Linked DNA regions of Homo sapiens: region 1 is linked to region 2. Evidence: read pairs that join two places in POLR2A ChIA-PET (ENCODE). Cell type or tissue: endothelial cell of umbilical vein. All regions are shown on one strand.

Region 1 (5,000 bases), 130 kb before region 2:
ATTTCATTTACATTAGAGTCAAGAAGAAAAAAAAAATACTGAAACACCTGTATCCCTTTGACTTAACTCCAATAGTCCTTGAAAGATTCCTCCCCGTCCGCCAAAAAAATAGAACCAGGCTCATCTATACATACGCTACTTCAGACCTGGAATTAACTTGTTTTGCAAGACGCCTCAGTACCTTTCAGTGGAAGATGTTATCTGGAGACCACAGCCTGAACTCAGACAAGCTTTTTGAAGTTAGAATCTTTATGAGATGGTGTAAGTTGCTTATTTCCCATTCACTCCTGAGCCTGCCTGCCTCTGTCTGCCTATTTTTTTTTTTTTTTTTTTTAAGAGACAGGATCGTACTCTGTTGCCCAGGTTGGAATGCAGTGGCATGATCACGGCTCACTGAAGGCTTGACCTCCTGGGCTCAAGCAATCCTCCCACCTCACCCACCTGAGCAGCTAGGACCACAGACAATACCCTTGTGCCTGGCTATTTAAATAATTTTTTTTTTTTTTTTTTTTTTTTTTTTTTTTTTTTTTGTAGAGACAGGGTCTCCATATGTTGTCCAGGCTGGTCTTGAACTCCTGGGCTCAAGCAGTCCTCCACCTCTGCCTCCCAAAGATTATAGGTGTGAACCACCCTGCCTGGCCCTAGCTTATCTTTCTGTTTTGGCACTGAAATTCTTCTCTTTAGGAACACTGAAATGATCTAATAATCACCAAATCTAATGGATGCTTTTCAGAGATTATTTTATTTGACTTTTCTTAGATCTTTATTTGACCTTTCTTATTTCTGTTGCCCTTCCTTCCTCGACTTTTTCCTTGTTTTATGAGATGGCATTCTCATGGTTCTCCTCTTGAATTGCTCTTTTTGCGTGCTCAATAAGTGTTATTCCCTCAGCTTGTATTTTCTTGAGCAATCTCTTCTACAATAGTGGTTTTACTTAATTTTTTTTTTTTTTTTACTTAGTATTTTTTAAGAGATGGGGTCTTGCTATATTACCCAGGCTGGCCTTGAACTCCTGGCCTCAAGTGATCCTCCTTCCTTGGCCTCCCAAAGTGCTGGGATTACAGGCATCAGCCACTGGCTTATAGTAGTAGTTTTAGGATCTACCCATTAAGTACATTATGTGATTTCCATTTTACTTCTTCGCTTCTGTTTTTGTCTTTAAAACTAAAAATCTTGTGTTTTTGCTGTCATACAAATACTGCAAATTCACTATGTCTACAACTGAACTCCTACTTCCTTCTTCCCTGCCAATTACTTGCTCACACACCTAGTGCCCTCCCCTTCTCAACTTGTTATTTTTCCTATTTATTTTATTTTTATTTTTATTTTATTTTATTTTTTGGGGGACGGAGTCTTGCTCTGTCACCCAGGCTGGAATGCAGTGACGCAATCTCGGCTCACTGCAACCTCCATCTCCCGGGTTCAAGCGATTCTCCTGCCTTAGCCTCCCATGTAGCTGGGATTACAGGCATGCGCCACCATGCCTGGCTAATTTTTGTATTTTTAGTAGAGATGGGGTTTCACCATGTTGGTCAGGCTGGTCTCGAACTCCTGACCTCGCGGTCTACCAGCCTTGGCCTCCCAAAATGCTAGGATTACAGACGTGAGCCCCCACTCCCGGCCTATTTTTATTTTTATTTTAGAGACAGTCTTGCTATGTTGCCCTGGATGGAATGCAGTGGCAAGATCATAGCCCTCTGCAGCCCCAGTCTGTTATTCTTCACATATTATCTCTATTAGTTACTGGCTTCTAGTCACCCAAGTTAGAAATCTGTGAGTCATCTTTTGTTTCTTCCCTTTCCCTTACTGTTTAGTTTTAATTGCTAAGTCTTGTTAATACTACATCAGGTATGATTTTAAAAACATTTTTGATGTTCTACTGCCACCACCTTAGTTCTGGTACTCATTTTGCATGTTTTGTCTTTTGACTTTCCTTGCTTTTACAACTCTTCTTTTCGCACTCCCTTCTTTACTGTTTCCTCTACCCCATTCATTTTTACACATTGGAGACAGATTTTTCTTCTAAAATGAAAACATGTTTATCTTTGAGGTAACAAGTTGGCTCCCTTATTATTCCAGTTCTCTAAGGTGGTTATTGGTCAGAGTTTTTTCCTGTGGCGAAAGGCAGCTTGCCTTACAGCTCTGACTCCTATCAGAAATTTACTTTTTCTTTGTGGGAGAGTTTCTTTCTGAATGTCTTTGCTACTATCACGCTAGCTTTGGTAGAGGCCCTGCTCGTGACCCCACCCTCTGTGGTGACAGAATCTTTGCCTAATTCCACCCAGCACAGCTGAGACCAGGCTGTGATTATTTCAAAACAGACTTTATTAAAAACTTAGTATAATAGGGAATTGCAGAACAAATATGTATGTATTTATATATGTATTATGTGTGGCTGATCTAGGAGAAATAGGCAGCATCTACTTGCTGAGCTTTCAGTTGTCTCATGGTGAGCAGAGGGCATCTTTTCTTTGAAACTCAGAAGCAGGTTGAAATCTGGGGGAATTAACTTATTTTTTTCCTTTCTTCCAAAGACCTTATTTCATGACCTATAATTTGTGTCCTGGCTGACTAACATTGGGAATATCAGTTCACTTTAGGAGATTCAGTCTCCTTCCTGCTCAGATTTATTGTTACTCTGTCTCCAGTAGAACAAATAGACCATTAGTACAGAAGAGATTCATTCATTGAACAAATATTTAGGACATGTGTCAGATGTGGTTCCAAGTGCTGGACAAAGAATAATAAGGAAGTTAAGCTTTGTGCTAGTGGTGGGGGTAAGATAGAAAATAAAAAAGAAATAGAGAAAATAATTTTAGGTAGTGAAGAAAACAGGACAGCATAAGATAATATGATAGTGATTGCAGTAGGAAGAATAGATAATTCTCTGAGCATGTTGGTTTTTGTGTATGATCTAAAGAGTATGATCTCTTAAAAAGATTCTTTTGGCTCCTGTATATGAGATGAACTTCAGGGAGCAAGATGGGAAACAGAGGGTCAGTTAGGAAGCTATTGGTATAATTCAGGTATGAAAGTAATCATTGGAGTAGAGTGTAGATGATGAGAATTGGTTGGGATATATTTTGGAGGTACAGTCAATAGGACTTGTTGATAAATGTAGTGAAATAAAGAAGACCACTAACCCCTAGGTAGCAGGGTTAGTGCTAGATAGTTGGTGGCACCATTAATTGAGATAGGAAAACTGGGGAAAGAATACACAGTGGTCGGGATGAAGGAGGAAGCTATTATTTCCTTACTTTAGATCACTCCACTGATTTAAAAATTGGTGATTACTTAACACCTACAGTGTAGTCTGAATCAGGGGTTCTCAACGTTGGCACTGTTGGCATTATGGACCAGGTAATTCTTTGTTGTGGGGTATTGTCTTGTGCATTGTGGGATATTCAGCTGCATACTTAACCCACTATCAACTAAGATGTCAATAGCACTGCCCCACTAGTTGTGGTAACTAAAAATATCTCCAGACATTACCAGTATCTTCTGGGGAACAAAATTGCCCCTGGTTGAATACCACTGGTCCAGATACTTTTACCATATATCCTAAAGACCTTTTTAGATTGTTGTATTCTATGTATAATAGCTGCTTTTCATACCATTCACTTATATAAATTATGACAATATATCATAGTGATTGACTTGCCAGTTTTCTTTCTTTTCTTTTTTTTCTTTTCTTTTCTTTTCTTTCAGATGGAGTCTCACTCTGTCACCTAGGCTGGAGTGCGGTGGTGCGATCTCAACTCACTGCAGCCCCTGGCTTCCGGGCTCAAGTGATTCTCCCACCTCAGCCTCTGAAGTAGCTGAGATTACAGATGCGCACTACCACGCCCAGCTAATTTTTGTATTTTTAGTAGAGACAGGGTTTCTCCATGTTGGCCAGGCTGGCCTTGAACTCCTGACCTCAAGTGATCCACCCGCCTTGGCCTCCCAAAATGCTGGGATTACAGGCGTGAGCCATCTCTCCTGGACTGACTTTCCAGTTTTCTTGTCTTTTTAAAAATCATATTTTATTCAGCCATAACTACTAATTGTACTTATGCTTAGCATATTTCTTTCTAGGATATTTCTTTGCAGGTATGTGTTTTTACATGGTTAACATCACATGTACAGTTCTGTTTCCTGATCTTATTTACTTACTTAGTTTTTATTTTTTTAGAGACGGGATCCGGCTCTGTCACCCAGGCTGGGGTGCAGTGGTGCAATCATAGCTCACTGCAGCTTTGAACTCCTGAGCTCAAGGGATCCTCCTGCCTCTCCAATAGCTAGGACTAGAGGTGCATGCCACCATGCCTGGCTCATTTTTCATTTTTTGTAGAGATTGGGGTCTTGCTATGTTGCCCAGGCTGGTCTTGAACTCCTGGCCTCAAACAATCTTCCTGCCTTGGCCTTCCAAAGTGTGTTGGGATTATAGGAATGAGCCACCATGCCTGGCTGGATGAAAATATTCTAGAATTGATTGTGGTAATGATTGTACTGCTCTGAATATACTAAGCACAATTGAATTGTGCAATTTAAATTGATGAGTTATGTGGCATTTGAATTATATCTCAATAAAGCTGTTATTTTTAAAAAAGAAGCTAAACCAAATAGCATTATATGTAGTTTCTGTCTGTAGCTCTAGTTCTCTAGAAATTAAATTACTGGTTCAGGCATGTGATAAATATTTTTGAAATAAGGTTTATTACAGTATAATTTATATAGAGTAAAATTCATCCTTTCATTGTACAGTTCTGTAAGGTTTGACATATGCATATAGTGGTAAAATTAGCACTATAATCAAGATGCAGTACATTTTCATTTCTTGTTCATGGGTTTTTATATAAACATGTTTTCATTTTTCTTGGGTAAAAGGAGTAGGATTACTGGATCATATAAATACTGTATGTCTTCTTATATTGTGTTTTGAGAGTTCTTTATATATTTTGGATACACATCCTTTATTAATGTTTTGAAAATATTCCCCCCAGTTTGTGGCTTGTTTT
Region 2 (5,000 bases):
ATTTTCTATATATAGGATTCTGTCACCTGCAACTAGAGATAATTTTACTTCTTCCTTTCCTATTTGAATGCGTTATATTTATTTTTCTTGCCTGGCTGCTCTGCTAGGATTCGCGGTACAGTGTTGACGAAGAATGGCAAGGATAGGCATTCTTGTCTTGTTCCTGGTTAAGGGGGAAGAGACTTTTTTTAAACATGTATGTTGCGTTATATGTACTGATATATTTCTGTAACTGTACAAAACTCACTTCTGCATAATGGAATTTCTTAAAGATTGGAAATATTTTTGCATATGAATAGTAGTTGACTTTGTGTGATGAGTTTGAATGAGTTTGAATAGTCTACTTTTTCTTTATTTTGAACTTTTTCAATAACGAAGATATATTTTTAAGCTTGAAAGTGACTATATTAAAAGAAGAAAAAGAGGAATACTGTTGAACAACAAACTGTAATCTGCCAATAAGTTCATAAATTGCCTTTGAGGAGGCCTCATAAAAATGCCTATTGAAGTGGTAATTTTTGTTAGCCAGAATAAATTTAAATGGAAATAATTTTCTCCAAATCATACATAGAAATGCAAGAAACCAAGATAGCCACAGAAATATAAATTAAAAATACTAAACCTTAAAAACACCAAAATACTTTTATCACGTAATTACATGCTGCCTTGGATTCCGTTACTACTCATGGTGTGTCCCTGTCTCAATTGATTTTATCTGACCTGCGCCGTCAGTACTTTTTAAAAGAGACAGGGTCTTGCTCTGTTACCCAGGCTGAAGTGCAGTGATATGATCATAGCTTGCTGCAGTCTCAAACTCCCAGGTTCAAACAACCCTCCTGCCTCAGACTCCCAAGCAGTTAGGACTACAGGCATGCACCACCACCCCTGGCTATTTGTTTTTAAATTTTTTGTAGAGATGGGTCTCACTGTGTTGCCCAGGTTAGTCTTGCACTATTGACCTCAAGTGATCCTCTCACCTTGGCCTCCCAAAGCACTGGGATTACCATTCCTGGCTCAATACATTTTTAAACTATAGGTATTCTTTTTGTTCTAGCCTATGATATGGTTGTTAATGGTTATAATTAACATAGTTCAATGTCCTATAATTAGACTTGAACTTTTTTGAGGGCTAGGTTGTGGGGCAGAGTTGAGAGCTGTAGTTAGAAGGCTCCAAATAAATAGTTTTTAAATTTGGGTTTCCTCAGGTCAACTGACATTAGCTAACTGTGTGATTGCAAGAAATGATCTTGTATCTAGGGTAAAAAACAAAAGAGCACATCTGCAGATACACATTATGAATCAGGAAAAACATGATTTGGAACGTGTGCATTGGAACCAAGTTTTAGTATGTCAGTTTTAGGAACTAAGTAAAGGGTTCTTCATAATACTTCTTCTGTACCATCCGTGTTTGAAAACGAAGTACAAAAACTTTACCTTGCAAGGTCAGTGCTGAAGATAATGTGTTAATAAGAACAGGAGCTTTAGCTTGAATTCTAGTGTTTTAACAACTATCTCTAAGGTACTGAGAGGTTAAACATGGTTTATAATATTGTAAGGGCAAAAATTAAGGGTAAACTGTATTTCTTACAATAATTTTTTAAGAACTCATGTTTTCTTTTTATCAACATGTATATTTTCTTTTTTTTTTCTTGTAGTACCTGTTTGAAAATGGTAGAATAGATAACATTTTTACTGAGCCCTATTCCAGATTTATGATTGAACTTACCAAACTCTTGAAAATATGGGAACCTACAATACTTCCTAATGGTAGGGTGATTTTTTTTTTATTGTTTTCATGATATGCTTTCTTAAATTGCTTAACTTTTTTGGTTATCTTTAAAAAAATTGTTCATTTTTATTTCTGTCCAGATTTATACCATATTTGGACTTCTGAGGAGACGGTCTTTGGTTTATTGTTGATTGTTTTAGGAAAACTGTACAAGTCATATAGCACATGTATAGATACTGATTGCAGAAAATATAAACTAATTTGAAGTTACATTTACCTTTTTAGAAACCATTTTTGATCTGGTAGCATTGGTGTAGCTTTCACATATCATATCTGCTAACAGTGGACCTTTTTTGGTAGTTTGTATGTATACTGAACTGTTGTTAAGAGAGTTAAGTCCTCGTCCTTGAATTATCTTTGACCAGATGTCATCAGACAAGTCCATAATTCACTCCAGGTCTCAGGCTGAGGTGAATGAAGAGGTTCAATGTTATGCTTAGTAATATATGCACCTTTCTGTTGGGCTGCAGAGCACCTTTAACAGTAAGCTTAATGATCTCCAACAGGAGTTTGCAAACTATGGTCCATGGGCCAAATCTGGCCTGCTCCCTGTTTTGCAATCTATGAGCTAAAAATTGTTTTTACATTTTTAAATAGTTGGGGAAATTTTTTTAAGAATTCCTATTTCATCATGTGAAAATTATATTAAATTCATGGCTGGGTGTGGTGGCTCACACCTGTGGTCCCAGGTGTGACTTTGGAAGGCTGAGGCAGGAGGATCACTTGAGCCCAGGAGTTCAAGATCAGCCTGGGCAACAAGGTGAAACTCTGTCTCTACAAAAAATAAAAAAAATTAGCTGGGCATGGTGGTGGTGCCTTGTAGTCCCAGCTACTCAGGAGGATGAGGTGGGAGAAGCACCTGAGCCCAGGAGTTTGAGGCTGCAGTGAGCCCTGATCGTGCCACTGCACTCCAGCCTGGGTGACAGAGTAAGACCCTGTCTCAAAAAAAAGAAAAGAAAATTATATGACTATAAATAAATTTTACTGGCATATAGCTCTGCCTGTTTATGTGTTCTCTACAGCTCCTTAGTTTCTACAGCAACAGCGTTGTTCAGAGCCTATATGGCCTACACATCCCAAAATATTTACTTTCTGGCCCTTTATAAAGACAGCTTAACCCCTAATCTAAAATATCAATAGATTAAAACGGTTTCAGGAGACTCCACGAACGGTGTCTACTTGAGTGGAATCATCTGCCTTTTTCTTTGTGGTGCGTTTTCTGGTTTTCTGCATAAGGAAGAGGGGAAAGAGGAATAGTCAGTTTTTCTCTTTATATCTCCCTGTCTTAGAATTTGAGAGATTACTTAGTCTACTTTAGCAGGAGCTCAGTACTGTTTCTTGTACCCCTTCTTCTGTCTAGGTTACATGTTCTCTCGCATTGAGGAAGAGCATTTGTGGGAGTGCAAACAGCTGGGCGCTTACTCACCAATCGTCCTTTTAAACACCCTCCTTTTCTTCAATACCAAATACTTCCAACTAAAGAATGTTACTGAGCACTTGAAGCTTTCCTTTGCCCATGTGATGAGACGGACCAGGACTCTGAAGTACAGTACCAAGATGACATATCTGAGGTTCTTCCCACCTTTACAGAAGCAGGAGTCAGAACCAGGTACGGGATACTGTTTGTCAGATTTCTCTTTGAAGTCTTAGTAGTAGTACTAAAATAGAGAGTTACTGCAGAAAGGTAATTATAAATGCTAGACGTGAAAGAGTGTACCTTTAACATTTGAATATTTTTCTCTATTGTCAGAGAGTGGTCAAAGGCTGGCCTCAAAGTGAGAGGAATCACGTGCTTCAATATACTTTCATTGGCTTTTAAATTAGAAATTTTGATTTAATTGGGCAGAGCTCAAATAGCCTGCATTTTAAAACTTCTCAGGAAATTAAAAAATACAAACAGGGTTGAGAATCACTAATTTACTAGCCCCAGATGAGTCAATCACTAGTTAAACGAAACCTGCAGAACTTTTAGTCCATTGTTTCTAAATCTTTTTTTGACCAGAGCCCCTCTTTTTAGTTAACATTGTGAAATTCTGAAGGAACTTAAAAGCTGACCTACAATATACTGCTTTTGTACACAATAGAATAATAGCAGTGACAATTTTATTAGAAGGTTTATTGTCTTGCATTTCAAAAACAGCCTATTAAATAAGTTTGTTTTTAATGTTCAGAAACTTAATCTTGGTATTATAGGATTAGAAATTAAATTTATTATTTTTTGAATAGAATCATAAGTCCTGAACTTCCCAAAATCAGTTTCTGAGAGTGAAATACATTTTTTGAATGTGAGAATTTAAATCACTGAAACTAAAATCTGTATTTGTGATGTTCAACTTTGTATAAACTTTTTTCTGAATTGTTCATTTACTAAGATTATCTTTTTCACCTAATGTCTGTGTCCTGTTTGCTTAGTTTTATATATATGTAACCCACTTTGTGCTCTCAATTGATTTTTATTTATTTATTTATTTATTTTGAGATGAAGTCTCACTCTGTCACCCAGGTTGGAGTGCAGTGGTGTGATCTCAGCTCACTGCAGACTTCGCCTCCCAGGTTCAAGCAATTCTCCTGCCTCAGCCTCCCAAGTAGCTGGGACTACAGGCATGTGCTACCACGCCTGGCTAATTTTTGTATTTTTAATAGAGACGGGGTTTCACCATATTGGGCAAGCTGGTCTCGAACTCCTGACCTCAGGTGATCCACCCGCCTCGGCCTCTCAAAGTGCTGGGATTACAGGCGTGAGCCACCATGCCTGGCCTCAGTTGGTATTAACTGGGGGAGGGAAAGGCAGGTGGATAATGTTTCCCTGTTTGCTGATTGGGTGCTTGACATGATTAGTAGTGAATTCAGCTTGCTTTCTAAGTGAGTAACTAGCAAAGTCTTTCTATTTAGCTAGCTGCTAAATGGAAAATGGGTGAGTTTTGTTAAAGTAATAATGCAGGAAGCTGGGGAAAGTCCTATACCGGTTGTTAAGAGCAGATATAGGCTGAGTGCAATGGCTCATGCTTGTAATCCCAATATTTTGGGAGGCTCATGCGGGAGGATTGCTTGACCCCAGGAGTTTGAGGCTGTAGTGAGCTGTGATGGAGTCACTGCACTCTAGCCTGGGCAACAGAGTGAGACCCTGTCTCCCAAAAAAAAAAAAAAAAGAAAGAAAACCTTTTTTCCTTAGGTCCATCTAGTGTTCTCTTGAGGAGTGAATGGAAAAAGT

The links. ChIA-PET counts read pairs that join two places held together with the same protein. Peaks named below come from ENCODE experiments on the same cell type or tissue, not always from the same donor. Only the 100,000 strongest peaks of a DNase experiment are listed, where the experiment ranks them.
Region 1: POLR2A ChIA-PET joins it to region 2 with 6 read pairs; 3 of 35 experiments call an interaction of 5 or more read pairs at or near these places.

The regions. Positions count from the first base shown.
Region 1 is chr1:35,286,281-35,291,280 of GRCh38, forward strand. All of the region lies in intron 1 of ZMYM4 (zinc finger MYM-type containing 4), which reads left to right. Among named protein-coding and RNA genes, the nearest start is that of ZMYM4, 20 kb to the left of the region's middle. In endothelial cell of umbilical vein, no CTCF peak of the experiment used is centred here; DNase peaks (open chromatin) are centred at 1,881 and 2,711; H3K27ac peaks cover 2,272 bases.
Region 2 is chr1:35,412,317-35,417,316 of GRCh38, forward strand. It overlaps ZMYM4 (zinc finger MYM-type containing 4), which reads left to right. Exons shown (of 30, transcript NM_005095.3): 27 at 1,656-1,767; 28 at 3,150-3,398. Among named protein-coding and RNA genes, the nearest start is that of ZMYM4-AS1, 49 kb to the left of the region's middle. In endothelial cell of umbilical vein, no CTCF peak of the experiment used is centred here; no DNase peak of the experiment used is centred here.